Linked DNA regions of Homo sapiens: region 1 is linked to region 2. A link is a loop called in an ENCODE intact Hi-C map of the cell type or tissue named here. Cell type or tissue: PC-9. All regions are shown on one strand. Each heading gives the region's core, and the rest is flanking DNA. Links, peaks and the distances in the headings are about the cores only.

Region 1 (7,954 bases), core at 3,392-5,891, 86 kb after region 2:
TGTATCTTAAATTAAGAAAAAAAAAAAAAGAATTTAAGAGTAGGGAAAACACATGAATGTCTGTTTTTTTTCCTGACATAAATGTTGCATTTTTAAAGATAATACTTTTATCTATCTGTGAAGATTGTTTTTTAGAGTGAATGAAAGAAAAATTATTTAAAAGTTTCTTTTACTAGGAATTATTTAGTAAAGCCTCCTTTCCTGTGGTCATGTTAGTCTCTAGAACAAATCCAGTATCAGTATAATAAATAATTTATTGTACTCTAGCACTCAAACTTGCTTTTCTATTGGTGACAGATATTGTTTTTTCTTTGTTTGCTTTAGAAGTTTGTGTAAATGTTTTCATTGCATTAGTGACAGCTTTAAAAAATTGGTCTTAAGAGCAAATAATTAGAGTGTTAATATCCTTCTCTCAAACTAGACACATGATAGGATATTGGGATTCATTTTATTTTATTTTGTTTTACTCATGCTCACAGATCAGGGCTTAAATAAGAAGGCTGATTTCTTACTTTTCTCATCAATTTTCAGGTTTCATTTTGAAGGAAGTAAGAGAGTATGTTGGCCCAATTTGTGGTTCTAATACTTCAGCAATGCGGTCCAGCATTCTGGCCTCCATATCTGTGAACCCACATTCTCCTCTTAGAAATGCCCTCCTTGGCCGGGCGCGGTGGCTCACGCCTCTAATCCTAAGCACTTTGGGAGGCTGAGATAGGCGGATCGCGAGGTCAGGAGATCGAGACCGTCCTGGCTAACACGGTGAAACCCCGTCTCTACTAAAAATACAAACAAAATTAGCCGGGCGTGGTGGCGGGCGCCTGTAGTCCCAGCTACTCGGGAGGCTGAGGCAGGAGAATGGCATGAACCGGGGAGGCGGAGCTTGCAGTGAGCCGAGATCGCACCATTGCACTCCAGCCTGGGCGACTGAGTGAGATTCCATCTCAAAGAAAAAAAAAAAATGCCTTCCTTTTCTTTCCACCCACCCACATCCTACCCAGACATCAAGTTCCCTCTTAACACCATAGGCCTTTAGGAAGCTCTCCTTGGATAATTGCCCACCACAGTGATCCTTATTCTCTCGGAATTTCTGTAGCACTTTTAGTTTATGCCAAACAATTTCTCACTTAATTATATGTTCTCTTGGATCACTCTCTAGTGGTTTAAAGCATAGTGTTACGCACATAATCTGTGCAGCCGTTTGAAGAAAAGGCACGTGGCTCATGGAGGAGCCAAAGACGTGATGCTTAGGGAAGACCACAAGTACCCATAGGGAGGAATCATCTTGGGGGGATCTAAATTTGCCCCTCAGACTCACAAGCACAGTGATGTGAATGGCAGGATACCACATGTTACTACATCAGCCAGAGGCAAACTCATCTTCCTCGGATTCATCAGATTGATTCTAATTTATTAGTTTTCAAAATAAAATATCCCTATCTAGCATAACTAGACACCTACGTCCTCAGGTACCTTCAGGTGAGCTCTTTGAGTTTAGTTAGAGGCATCAGAACTCTTGGTGAGCATGGAATCAAGGCAAAAGCGACTAGTCAGGTGAATCACAGGTTTAAGGATTAGAACAAGAAGATTGGTGACATATTTTTTAACCTAAGGAGATTCCTGCCCACAAGACTGGGTAGGTAGTGTCCTTCTGTACGATGAGCTTGGATAGTGGACAGTGCTTCCTTGACTGCTTACTGTCCTGGCAAAGTGCTTACTTGGAGGATTACTCTGCAGCTCTCTCATTGTTCCCATGAGTGACCAACTCTCTTTCCAACTCATACATTTGTTTTTCATAAGGTCTTAAATATAGTCGGCAGTTTCCAGTCAAGTCCTATTCTCTTTCAGTTGAGTTTTACAAAAATCCCTCTCTTGTATGTAGAACAATCTCATTTCTGCCATTCCCAAGTCCTCAGGGTGCATCTCATTGTCGTCTTCCTTTACATCCTACAGTAGGTACCACTAAATATTACGTGATTGATTATCTCCCAGCTCCAGTATAAAATCCTTAATGGCGTAGGCTACAGAAACATTTATTTTATCCCACATTTATGAAACAAGCATATTTAGCATCTACTGTATTTCAGTATTATTCAAGTTAATAGGAATACAGAAATCAATACAACGCATTTCCTTTCTGTAGAGACTTTACATTTAAAAGACAGGTGTGTAAAACTAGTACAATAAAGTGTTTTCGGAGTTGTGAGGGCTACAGATGGTGATACACGAAAGAGGAAATAATTTTACCTGTGGGAATCAGGAGAGTTTTTATATAGAGAGAAATATATTTATTAAAACCCCCTATATATGATTTTTTCTTATAAATTATTTTAGATACCAATCCAGATTATTCAAATCTTGACCTCTTTCTCATTCACATCTATTCGCTTGTCATTAAATACTCATGCCTAGTCTAAGTTTGGAATGAAAATGTCACAAGACATATCTTTCACTATTTCCTGATTTACTAAACATGGAAATGTAGCTCAGGACCTGAGCATTTAGTCATCTCATGTGACCATGAGGACATTAAATAAGGAAGGAAATGCAGAAGTGAGTGTGATGATCTCTTACAACACCGCTATTTGGGTAGAGAAGTAGAGTTTTAATTAGCGAGACAAGTGTCAAATATATTCTACACACATCACAGCACATTAGGCTTCGTATTGTTCCCTCATTTCCTGAGGACTATTTCCAAAGATAGGTATGGATGAAATCAGAGAACGTTGGGACTCTATAGGTCTCAGACTGGCCAGAAAAGAATCAACATAATCTGATGTGGGCTGTCCTGGAAATCAGGAAACTCAAGAGGCAGTCATCCCTACATACATTTTAGTAAATTATTTAACATTTCTGTGTATTCGTTTACCCATTTGAAGAAAGGGAGCTAGTATGTCTAGTCTTCAACTCTGCATATAGGATGCTATAAAGTAGTTAAGTTACAACCTTGTTCTTCTAACATTTCAGCTGCTTCATTTGCCTACATCAAAAAGCACTGTGTATAAATCATTGAAAAAAGAATATGTATAAATCCTTAAAAGAGCAGTAAGTGAAGTAATGCATTTAAATTGAGAATCAAGATGTACAAATATATATAGATATATACAAATATTTGAATGAGCAAAACATATAAATCTTTGAAAGAGGTATTAATGAATTTTGATGTATTTTTATAAACTGAAAATTTTTGCACAAATGTTGTCATCATCATACTCATATTCTATCCTAGACTATTCTAGACTAGCCAGGTCTATCCATATTCATCATTCCATATTCTAAATAGCTCAGGATTTTCTTTCTAAAAATGGGACCAGGGACAGTCATATTGTGGGAAATTTTTCATTAAACATCCCACGTTTCGTTAAATGTTTTTTCTTAAAGCTGTTTCAATTTTCAGCTTATCCTATTGAGGATAACAATTCTGAAAACTTAACAACTGGTGTTAAGTTTAATAATAATATTTGCATACCAAACATAGTACTTTTCTGTGTAAGAAAAAGTTTCACTGGTTCTAGGATACCAAAATACTGCAAATTGATTTCTGTTTTCCATATCCACACCCACCTTCCTGCTTTTGATATCTGTCTGGTATTTTGCAAGACAGAATGTTATGTGAGAGTGAGCACCAAGCAATGATATTTCTCTGCAGCCCAAAGAGTCTACAATTTCCTCAAAATGTGAGTAATTTCAAATTTATGGTATTGCCAGTTCTGCTTTTATACTGGTATAATGCAATGAAGTACTCATTCAGATTTTTATTCTCTGTTGGTTTGAAGAAAACATTTAGAAATTCTTAAATGAATCAATCGATATGTAGTCAAGGCACCATGGTAGCTTCTGGGGAGATCATGTGATTATATTTCTGTATCTAGGATGCTTGCAGTCTGGTTAGAAAGACTAGCCACATTGTGAGAAATGCTTTACAACATGACACACGAGGTAGTATCTGGTAAGGGATCCTCTAGGTAGGTAGAGAGTGGAGATTCAGAGGGCTTCCTGGGGCTCCAGGGGTGTGAAAGGCCTTGGGGGAAGAGAGGGAATCTCTGCAGGATCTCACCAATTGTTTTCAGAAGAAAATTAATTAGAAAACACTCTTACGTATAATTGCTGTTCTAGAAAATGGTTACAATTTACTTCTTTAAATGTTTAACAACATTTTAAATTATGTATTGTTTTCTTTTTGCCATTCATTCATCTCTTGGTGGTTTGGGGTGTGATTTGTGTTTTTCCCCTCTCTTGACTTATCTGAGAAATTCTGGCACTAGCCAGGTTTGGGATGTTTTTGTTCAGACATTCTTAAGTTATTTGGTAAGAAGAAAGGCTTTGTTGCATTTTTCTGCTGAGAAACAACTTTCTTTTTCTTTGTTTCAACCCTGAACTTCCTAAAAGCTCTTTATTTCTATAGATTGTTCTACAAAGCTATGCCTCAGGAGGTGAGAGACTAGGGAGCATTTTTTTTTTGTTCAACTAGAAGTAGCCACATTTTCAGAAAACAACTAATAAGTTTAAAATATGTCAAAGATAACTTTACAAGAGACCGCGTGAACATAGATATGTAAAGGAGAGCCTAGTGCTCTCAATGCCCATATCTGCAGGCCTCAAAATTGCTTATGAAGTCTAGAAACCATGGCCATCTGCCAGCCGGAGGCAGCATCACCACAATGGAATTCACAGTCACTCTGTTAAGACTTTATAAATACAGTGAGGGTCCAGGAGCCAGGACCTTCAGGCGCATGAGGCTTGTCTGGTCTGGTCTGGCCGACTGAGCAAGGAAACCCTGTCCTTGAATGAGGACTTCCTCAGCTTCAGTGACTAAATGTTTGTTCTCAAAAGTAAAATGTCCCAATGGAAGGTGGACAGCGGCCATCTTCTTATTTTATTTGTTTATTTTTAGCCAGGCACTCCATTAGTTGTGGCAGGAAGTCATCCTGAGAGGAAAGTCAAGGTGTATGTACATGGTTGACTTGGGGAAAGTGTTTGGAAGTTGGAAAAGTGGAACCATTTTTGAGTGTGACTTCATTTCTCTTCTGACCTAGCTCTACACAGTGTCATATCCTAGGAACTGGGTGCTAGCATGAAGGAGAAAAGCAAGATAAATTAAAGAGCTTTACCTCTAGATAGTAATAGGAAACCAAGAATCCAGCCTGGTGATGGCTGGAGGGAGTGATTGAAGTTAGCTGATGCCATGGGGAGTTAGCCAGGCAGCAAAAATGTCTGGAAACCCGATGTGGCCAAGACTGGGCTGTCCAGAAGCTCATCAGAGATAGACTCAATCAGTACTTTCTCTCCCACCTTCCTGAACAAGAAGAAAAAAATATGAGAGAATTGAGTTTGTAGTGTTCCCTTTTTCTCCCCCCAGGCTGGAGTGCAGTGGCACTGTTTCAGCTCACTCCAGGCTCAGCCTCCCAGGTTCAAGTGATCCTTCCACCTCAGCCCCCCGAGTGGCTGGGACTACAGGTGTGCACCACCACGCTCCACTATTTTTGTAGTTTTTGTAGAGACAGGGGTCTCACTTTGTTGGCCAGGCCGGTCTCAAACTTCTGGGCTGAAGCGATCTGCTTGCCTTGGCCTCCCAAAATGCTGGGATTACGGGCATGAGCCACTGCACCTGGCCGAGTTTGTAATGATTTCATTCGATGGCGACAGAGACATAAATAATAACAGCAGCAACAACAATAAACACTTGTTCTCTGCCAGGTGTTAAGCAAAACACATTGTATGCCTTTTCTCATTTAAACTTACAACAACCATATAAGGAAACTACTATTATTATTATTTCCATTTTACCCATGAGAAAACTGAATGAATCTCAGAGAGGAGCAAACTATGTCAAAAGTCACATAATTGGATAGTGAGATTATGGTGTTTGTACTGAAATATGTTTAACTTCAGAGCTCATGCTCTGAACACATACTATACTGCTCATTTATTCATTTATTCACATATATATTGTGCAACCACAGTGTGCCAGGCACTGGGCTGAAACAGGAGGATGAGAGAACCACTCCCTGCATTCTTGGCATGAAACTTACAGTATAGCTGTGAATGAGACTTATTTATGAAATAATCACATAAATGTATAACTGTGAACTATGAAAAGCAATATTAAGGAATGGATCACTACAGGATTATGCGTAGGTACTAGGGTAAGTATATACCTATTAGAAGGAAACTATGAACTATAATAAGTGATATTAAGGAAAGTTTAGAGAGTCAGAAAACTTGATATAATTTTAGGGAGTCAAGGAGAACTTCCCGAAGAAAGGGGCACATGCTTTCAGATCTGAAGGATTAACATGATAGCTAAGCAGAGAGAACTTGCTGGGTAGGGAAAGGCTAGCAGGTACAAGGGCCCCGAGGTAGGAGACAGCTTGACATGTTGCTGATTCTGTGAATACTTATTGAGGCATAGTGTAGCTACTGGTTTGTCACTTTTGTTGTGTTTCATATTCCTCCATTGAACGTAACATTTTTTACTGTTTCACTAATGAATTGATGTGAAGATATTCTATTTTATGCAGTTTTGATTTGTTTGTTTTCTGCTAATTTTATCTGACAAATTTAAAGTTTTTAGGGGAATAAGGGCTACATCTGTCATTGCTGTATCACAGTTTCTAAGATGGCATGCAGTTTAGGTACTTAAGTGCATTTTTATAGTAAAGAATAAGAATAATAATAAATGTCAATTCAGAGACTAATAGAATTTAGTTGCTTTTAGCTGATATGCTCAATTAAGAATTGACACTGTCTGTAAAAATCTTATCTTTATATATAATATGAGCTAGGAAATAGATTCATTTCTAATTTTTGCTAAGTGAAACATTTTAATATTCCTTGAAACTAAATGGAAAATTTTCCAAAGTAATGCTTGGCAGTTTGGCATGTGGAGAAAAAAAATCTTTCCTCTAGAGCAGCTTTTCCAGGGAACAGATTAGAATTAATTAGGGGATGTTTTACTAATGGAATATTTTTCTTCCCATTAATGTCACTGTCCTTCATGCCTGAGGATGGCATTATTGGCAATGATTGCTCTTATGTGTGAGAGACTATATAGACAGACAGGCCATTGCATAGAATTCTATTTGTCACACAACCTGAGACCACTGTCTTTAGTTTCAAAGCCTGAAGCTGTTTGTCTGGTCTGGCATTGTTTGGGACCTTACCTGCTAAAACTGTAATTGGCCCAGAGTCTTTTCTTGAATTCCACCCAAATTCTTTCCCTGTGACATAAAATCATTCTTAAATAACTTTTTAGGCAATAAAGCCTCCTCAGATTCAATCCCCATGCTATCTGTGGTGGGGAACACTAGGATATTGAGCCTTTAAAAACATGCACCATATCTTATTTGTCTTTGTATTTCTAAGATGTAGCATAGTGATTGGCTGATAGGAGACAATAAGTATTTGCTAAATATGTAATTAATTGAATGAATGGTGATCAACTAAAGGTGGGTTCCAGATTACAATTTTTGATAACCAGCTCAAATTTCCTTGCTACCTTGGACATTAATGATCATAGATTTAAAACTATGAATAACTACAATGAGAATGCTCGTACGATCTCTGTACAATCTGTATTGGTTATCTAATTTTTTTTTTTTGAGATAGTGTCTCGCTCTGTCACCCAGGGTGGGGTACAGTGGCCCATTTTTGGCTCACTGCAACCTTCGCCTCCCAGATTCAAGTGAGTCTCCTGCCTCGGCCTCCCAAGTAGCTGGGACTACAGGTATCCGCCACCACGCCCAGCTAATTTTTGTATTTTTTAGTAGAGACCGGGTTTCACCATGTTGCTCAGGCTGGTCTTGAACTTGTGACCTCAAATGATCCACCCACCTCAGCCTCCCAAAGTGCTGGGATTACAGGTGTGAACCACCATGCCTGGCCATGGTTATTATTCTGAATAATGAATTACCTCAAAATTAATTAACATTTATTACCACATATGCTTTCTAAGAGT
Region 2 (7,954 bases), core at 3,384-5,883:
CATTTACAACCTTATCTCAAAAGTCACACATTTTCTCTTCTGCCGTATTCTACTGGTCACATAGGCCAAACCAGGAACAGTGTGGGAGAAGACTACACAGGATATGAGTACCAGGGAGTAGGCATCACTGGGAGCCATCTTAAAGGCCATTTAACACATTAATGAATAAACATTGGCCAATAGCCCAGGTTACCATGTCCTCTTCTGTGTTGTTAATTAAGGAAGGTTATACCACTGAATATTTTAAAATTTGACCATTAATTAATTTCATAGGTATTCAATGAATGTCCCCTATATACTGAGGACAGCTATTTTAAGTCCTTAGGATATATCAGGGAACAAAACAAAGATCCTCACCCTCCTGAGTGTTACATTCTGTTTTACATTCTGCTTTTCATATAGCAAATCTCACAGGTCAGTGGGCCCATGTAATTAGGATAAGTACAAGGACATCAAACCGTTGTTTCAGACTGAGTATGCCTTGACCAGACTTAGCAGGAAATAGGGGTATCTGTTTTCTTTATCTGCCACAATAAGGGTTTTTTTGTTTTGTTTTGTTTTTAGAAAAATGTAGCAACAATATAAACTCTCTAGTGATTGCATTCTTCTATTAGTTAACTCTCTTAAATGATCACTTCTCTGTCTTTGATAGCTAAAGTGAGGAAGTAAAGTATATTAACTTAAGAAATAAGGTTTGGGGTCCGATCATATCGGATTTTAGTCATAAGTCTCTTGCTTACTTCTTCCTGTGTTACCTTGGGCATGTTGCTTGACTCATCTGAGCCTCAGTTTTGTCATCTCATCTCTAAAATGGTGATAATAGTGGCACCTTTCTTGGAGATGTAACCAACAAATGACCTAAAGCATTTATTACAGGATCTGGTACATAGACACTGCTCAGTTTTATCTGCCCTTTCTTTATTCTAACCACATCTGTGTACTGACTCATTGCCAAAAGTTGCTATCAGAAATGACCTCCTAGTTCAACCCAAAATATCCAAGATATTAAGAGGCCTAGTAACCTCTAAAGCAACTCTCACTTGCCAGTTGTGACTGCCACTTGCATATGTACTGAGTGGGAAGAATAACTCTGGATTCACAGCTTGTGTTAAAGTCTTGATTTGTCCTCAGGAGTTTACCATTTAGATACGTAAAAGCACTTTCAATAGCCACCTGATGTTTTCCTACTCAGGCTGTTCCTGTTGAATATGCTCTGCAAATAAGTCATCTGTCAGCAAAGGAACCTGGAGAAGAAAGACGCAGGTGCCCTGGGGTTTCTGTCTCCTTCTGTCAGTCTTGGCACCTGAGCTAGGAAGCAGCTGATTTTTCTTAGCCCAGCACTGACCAAGGAGCTGCTCCCTGCCACAGAAGTTCTTGCCTTTCCAAAGCTGGGCAGCCTGCAGCCCTATTTTCAGTTCCTCTTGTCATTTTCTTTCCTGGAGTGACCATTAGAGAAACTGGCAGTAAGAGGGAAGGGACACTAGTAACTTCCAGCCTCAGAAAGAATATAACAATTCAGTAGGTTGGTATGTTTTGGTAAAGGGAGGCACAGTATAATTCTTGAAGACATCTGGTATTTGAAAATTTGTGCATCTCACATACCCTCATAATTTCCCGGGCCTCTACTGGGAATGAAATGTGTGGCTCTTTTGGAGACACAGGCTTTTAGGAAACTCTCAAGTCTTGGAAGTTTTTGAAATCATCTTGGCTTAAGCATTTTAGGCATTTTTGGAGGTCGGATATGAAATGTATTTTTTAGCTTTGAAGACACTGAAGCATAGACGTTTTAAAGCTATCTATGCTTCCAGGTGGCTTCTGGGTGCCTTGAGAGGCACCAATGTATAGATTTGCAAAGGTGCATCTTTCCTTCTGTGGAAGCTCTGTTGGCTTCATGTGTGACCCAGATGGAACAATTTACTCCTTCCACAGGCACCATTTCAGTGAATGCAAGCAGGAACAGGACACCGAGGAACATCTGTGGAATGCAGGCCTGAAGCTGAAGGACGAGTAAAACCAGAGGGCTTGGCAAGATAATGAGCGCCAAGACACTGAGTGCTTAACTCTTAAATAAAGTGTCCACCAGAGTGGGGAGGGGGCTTGGCCCCAACAGCAGAGGAGGAGTCCAACTATCTGCTCTTCTATGTGCCATTGGATCATTTGCTCAGTTCCATCTTCAAAGCATAGCTTGAATCCCCTGTCTGGGCACCACTTTGGCCCAGTTCAGGATCCCCTCTCCCCTCGACTGCTGCAATGGCATCTTCTTTCTAGTATTGTCCATACTGAGTACAGCAACAAAAGTTAACACCTTTCAACATACAATTGTTTACATCCTACCCCTGCTTAAAACTCTTAAGTAGCCTCCTGTTGCACTTAGAATAAAATCCAGGCCCCTTACGCAAGCCTGTAGGTCCTGCTCATGCTGCTGCCTGCCTCGCTTTTCAAGCCACCTTTGCTTACTACACAGAAGTTGTGTGTGGATCATTTAATTCTCCAAATGAGCCCAGATCTTTCTCCCCAGAGGGCCTTTTATTATGTTATTTCTCCAACTCATCACCTGGCTGCCTCCCACTTAATTTTTAGATCTCAACATGAATGGTAGCCTTATTGAACATCCCTCCTAAAGAGATTACTCTTCTGTTATTCTGTATCTTAGCCCCTTCTTTGTTTTATTTATAGCATTTGTTACAACCTGCATTTTCTGTGTTTATTTATGTATTGGTTCCCATTCTGGTCTATCACTCCCTTTAGAGTAGAAACTCCATTTTATTGCCTTTTTCATTTGTGTATCTGCAGTACCCACCAGAGTGCTTGGGTATACTGGTTGCTTCTTGAATGGGCAAGCAAGTACCCTGACTTATTCTATTCCAGAAGATAGGGTATAAAGGAACAGCAGGAATAGGTGCTTCTGTTTTCCCTAACAAATCCATCCCTCTAGAATATTAAGTGGAAGGATATTACAAGAGTATGCAACAAGTGACCCACTTACCCAGATTGAAACTCAAGGAACTGAACCAGAGATCCCCTCATTCTGTTTTTCAGAAAAGTCACAGGCTTACATATTGCTGAATGATGGCAAGGCTATGTCCACATGATAGAAAAACTGTATATCCCAGTTGACTGGTGCTTTTGGCTACCTTAATGGCTTCAGTCTACCTGCCGATCTGACCATTGGGAAAAAATTAGTTGTGAAGTTGCATTATGTAAAACTGAAGCTTGTGTAGTCAAGACCAGGGTTTCCCTATAGTTCCTCACAGCCAGCTCCTCTGTGCAGGGACTGGATGCATAGCCTGGCTCAGAGAGGATGGTAGGAGGCTTTGAGCCAAGTATCCTCAGGGACAACTAGATTGCTCTCTTCTCTGTTGGGCCTTCTGGGTACCACGCATGATGAGATTGAGTCATTCTGACCTGTCAGAGTGGGTGAGTGAATGCTATATGAAGATAAACCAAGACCATTAGAACCCTTTGAATCCAGAGGCACAAAAATGTAAAAAGCTCTATGAAAAAAACAGGAGTCTGGAAACTGTTAACAAGATCCTAGGACTAGTTTAAATTTTAAAGTGTGAAAGAGATAGCATTGGAATAAATAAAATGTACTTCTACTTTATACGGTAAGTGGAGATAAGCATATAGGAAAATCAGCCCAAGAGGTAGTAGCTTGAATGAAAATATAAGTATGAAATAAATTAGATACAATATAAATATATTTTACAGGAAACCAAAATGGATTATTTAGGGAATGTTTAGAGTTATCATTTCCAGCCTTTAAGGTTAACAAGAGGACAACTATGTCCTTCCACAAATTATCCATTGGCACCGTTTTGTCCTCATTTTTTCAATACCATTCCCCACCTTCCATCTACATTAGGACCATGAATTGGGATCAGACATTGTCAAGTATCCCCTGGAAGGCAAAATATGTCTGATGGAGAACCTCCTCTTTAATATACTCTTTAGAACTAAGGAAAACAGCCCAGGTTGTTGAAATCAGATTAGGAAACTCATACTATCTATCTCAGAAGCTTTCTAGTGCCTACTGTAACTAAATGGAACCTCTAGGGTTGGCACTTTGTTGTTTGGAGTAGGACAAATGTTTGGCCTTTTAAATTGTGGAGTAAGAATACAATTCCTCACTGGTGGCTGCAACACCAGCTTCCCGTTCAGAATGCTGACTTTGTCTGTCCTCTGGCCTAGAGTCTGGATTGCAGGGGGCTGGGATGGAGCCATGCCTGCCCCTGCCACTCCCATAACTACTTCCCCTCTGGACCCATTTGAAGGAAGGCTGTTTCTGTGCCAAACATTTATATTGGGTACAAAATGAGTCTATATTATCTTCTAGACAGAATAATGGAACAGTAGTTGACTCAGGGCTAGAATTTGGGAGGCATCTTGGAAAAGGGGAAAAAAAGTTAAGCTGCCTATTTTCCCGTTTCCCTGTGTTTTAGGTTATCTTAGCAGAAGGAGTTGAAACAAAGAGAAGGAGGTGGCAATGCCACCGTGTAAAATGCTTATTATACCTCTTAGATACGTGCAGCACTGGTCACCAACCCACAGGAAGGATGTTGTTATTGTCTGGGAGTGGGTGAGGCCTCATGAAAAATATCTGTGGTATGAGGAAATGTTAAACAAGCTGGTCTTGTTCTTACTAGGAAAGAGGGGATATCAAGAGGACTTAAAATGATTCCAAACTACCACTCAGAGTTAAAGGTGTTGTCTTTGAAATAATCCAAAAAGACCATCTGTAGCAGGCCCTAGCAGGCCACAGGTTTATAAACAGCAGCTGGCTGGCCTAGCTCAGGGGGCACAGGCCAAGAGGCCACCTGTGACTCTTGTCCCGTTTTGGTATTGGTTTTCTGTCTTTAAATCACATCACCCAGGGCTCAAGTTAAGCAAAATCTTCTCTGCAGAACTAGCCTTAGGAGACCTTAGAAAGTTCCCTTTCTTGAAAAATGCTACTTCAGTTTGCCTGAAATTTTTTCCTTTCCTTTTTCATATCCCTGCCCTCTCCCAAAGACCCTATGGGGAGAAGAAGACAAACAAATTTAGAAAGCAGAAACACCAGATGAATTACTGTGCTCCTACTCAAGCTACTTCACGGGATGTATCAGGGTACTTAAATCACCTGATTCACCTGGCATCAGAACCACCTGGAGTGCTTGATAAACTGCAGATTCTAGGGTCTTATTTCAAATGTCGAAAAATCCAAATTTCTGCTGTAAAACCCTAATATCTGCATTTTTAATCAAGTATGAGGACCTTCATGAGGATGGGTATATTTGTCTTTTTATTCACAAATGTATCCCAAAACACTAGATCACTTCCTAAAAACACCTTAAAAATATATGGTTCTCTGTAAATATTTATTGATGAGTGAACAAACCAAAGCCTTGTAGGATTGGCTTAGTAGGATTTGTTTTTGTTTCTTTTACTAAATTATAGCAGAAAACAGTGACAGGAAAGAGGAGTCTTTAATGGGAGAAAGGCAGGCTATAAAGAGGAAGGAAAAAGTCAGTTTGAAGAATGGGGCAATTTTGGGGAGGCTGGGCGAGGTGGGGAACAATAATGAAGACTGTGTGACCAAGAACAAGTGGTGGGATTTGGCATGGTGGGAAAGGAGTGTGAAAAAAGGGAAATGCAATGAGGCAGTGGCTAGAGCAAAGGTTCCGAAATTCCAGTGAGCCTCAGAATGGCCCGGAGAGCTGCTTACATTGCACCTTGGCGTCCACCCCAGTTCTGAGATGGGGATGAAGGATTTGCATTTCTAACAGCTGCTCAGGTGGATGCCGATGCCTCGGGATTTGTGAACCTCTTAGAGTTAGACTATTGGTCTCAGAAGTTAGATAGATCAGGTTGTGAGCCCCAGCTCTACCCCTTGCTAATTGTGGGATCTTAGCAATCTATTTAACCTCCGCACCTCAGTTTCCTTCACATGTGCAAGAGGGATAATGACGATTAGATGGTTGTGAGACTGAGTTGATGCACATAAAATACTTAGCATAGTAGCCAGCACATTCAAGTACTCACTATCTTAAAGATTATTATTTTGTCTGGCGCTAACACTGCACTTTTTGGGGAAAGTAGAAAATATAGTTGTCTTCCCAATGAAAGAGAACATATTGCTTCCTATAACTAGCATAACATTTAATAAAGAGATGGACTAGTTCAGATTCCAATACAACTAAGCTATTTATTTCTGTGTCACAGTACAGTTCCTAACTAACTGAAATTAGTTCCTGATAAGAAACTAAAGCTATTTTTCACAACAGGTAAGTCGATGGCCTGCCTGGAGATAGACGGTGTGATGGCTGCACAGCAATGTGAATGTGCTTAATGCCACAGACTTGTACACTTACAAATGATTAAAATGGTAAATTTTATGTAATGAATGTTCCACCACAATAAAAAAAAATAGTGGATAGCCTGAATATTACTTTCTGTGCTCTGCCTCATACTTCCTAGAGGGAAATTCAGTTTAGCATATTGTCAAACAACTATTGTTCAAATTTGCTTACTTAAAGAGTGACTAAATTTCAAAACATACATTGTACATCTCCTGGGATGAGCTCTCGGGGCTTCCTACTGTCCATTCAGACTCAGATGAATCCATTGTAATGATGAATCCAATGATATTTTCAGTTCCCTAATGTTGAATTACAATCACTTCTCACACACAAAAGCCCACCTATCTGGATTCTCATTGGGTGATTAAAGAAGAAAATGCCCTTTAGGACTTGGCCTGAGACAGCCTGTTTTGGCTTTGGAGTTTTCCTTTGTGAGATGATAAACTTGATTGAGAAAGGCAGGGCATTTGCTCATTCTTTTTTTTTTTTTTTTTTTTTTTTTGAGATAGAGTCTTGCTCTGTCGCCCAGGCTGGAGTGCAGGTGGCACAATCTCAGCTCACTACAACCTCCACCTCCTGGGTTCAAATGATTCTCCCACTTCAGTCTCCCAAGTAGCTGAGATTACAGGCCCCTGCTATCATGCCCGGTTAATTTTTGTGTTTTTGTAGAGACAGGGTTTCACCATGTTGGCCAGGCTGGTTTTGAACCTGCCTCGGCCTCCCAAAGTGCTGGGATTACAGGTGTGAGCCACCAAGCCTGGCCGGTGTTTGCTCATTCTAGCTACATAGATCTTTATCAGTGGCTATAGCTTTATTATTGTTACATGCTACACTGGCAAAGAAGGATATCTTTGCTCTTAGAATCAAATAGTACACACCATTGGAAAAAAGCCTTCCTCATCAAAGTCACAAAAAGGATCTTGAAAAAATTATTTAGAAAAGCAAATGTAGACAACTTTTGATTGCCTAACTCTCAGTGAAACTTAACCATCATAGAGGTATTCTCCCTATTATAACAAAGTTAGATTCCAAAAGCTTGTAAGTAAGCTGTGTATAACTTGGACATATGTTTTCCTATAGCACCATTTCTGCATGTAAGACTGTGTTTCGAACCTCAGCTTGGAGCTTGGACAATCAAGAAGAGGTGTCTTTGCTGGCCTCAGCTATGAGAATCCTATCTAGGTACCGCCATCTCTAGCTATCTGTAGCACCAACCCTCTGCTACTACTGCTGCCTTCTCCCGTGGGATGAATGTGGTGAATTGTGCATTCATATTTCAGGAATGATTAACATTCAAGGTTGGAGATATTCCAGAATCACAATTTGATTTTATAAGATGCTTTGCAGAAATATCTTAGATAATCTAAGGATTCCTAATGGCTTATACAAAAGAACTAAAGTGAGTGTGACTATCCAGCTTCTTCTATTTCTTCCTACTCTTTCACTTCTTTTGTTCCCTTCATGATTCTGCTGCATGCCAGGAATGGACTCACATGACTTCTCAAACTCCTAGCCAATGTAAACATAGTGAAACATAATAAAGTGGTAAAAAGCTATCTGGACCTAGATTTGAGTCTAAGCCCTGTCTTTTCTTGTGAACATTTGAACAAATTCCC

Evidence for each region. A loop is a pair of places that touch in the nucleus more often than their neighbours do. Peaks named below come from ENCODE experiments on the same cell type or tissue, not always from the same donor. Only the 100,000 strongest peaks of a DNase experiment are listed, where the experiment ranks them.
Region 1: it touches region 2 in a loop (2.5-fold over the local background); 2 of 110 quality-filtered maps call a loop at or near these places.

Annotation. Positions count from the first base shown.
Region 1 is chr11:96,225,477-96,233,430 of GRCh38, reverse strand. All of the region lies in intron 1 of MAML2 (mastermind like transcriptional coactivator 2), which reads left to right. Among named protein-coding and RNA genes, the nearest start is that of MIR1260B, 110 kb to the left of the region's middle. In PC-9, for the core only: no CTCF peak of the experiment used is centred there; a DNase peak (open chromatin) is centred at 4,660; H3K27ac peaks cover 2,046 bases.
Region 2 is chr11:96,311,106-96,319,059 of GRCh38, reverse strand. All of the region lies in intron 1 of MAML2 (mastermind like transcriptional coactivator 2), which reads left to right. Among named protein-coding and RNA genes, the nearest start is that of MIR1260B, 26 kb to the left of the region's middle. In PC-9, for the core only: no CTCF peak of the experiment used is centred there; DNase peaks (open chromatin) are centred at 4,209 and 4,579; H3K4me3 peaks cover 2,165 bases; H3K27ac peaks cover 2,500 bases.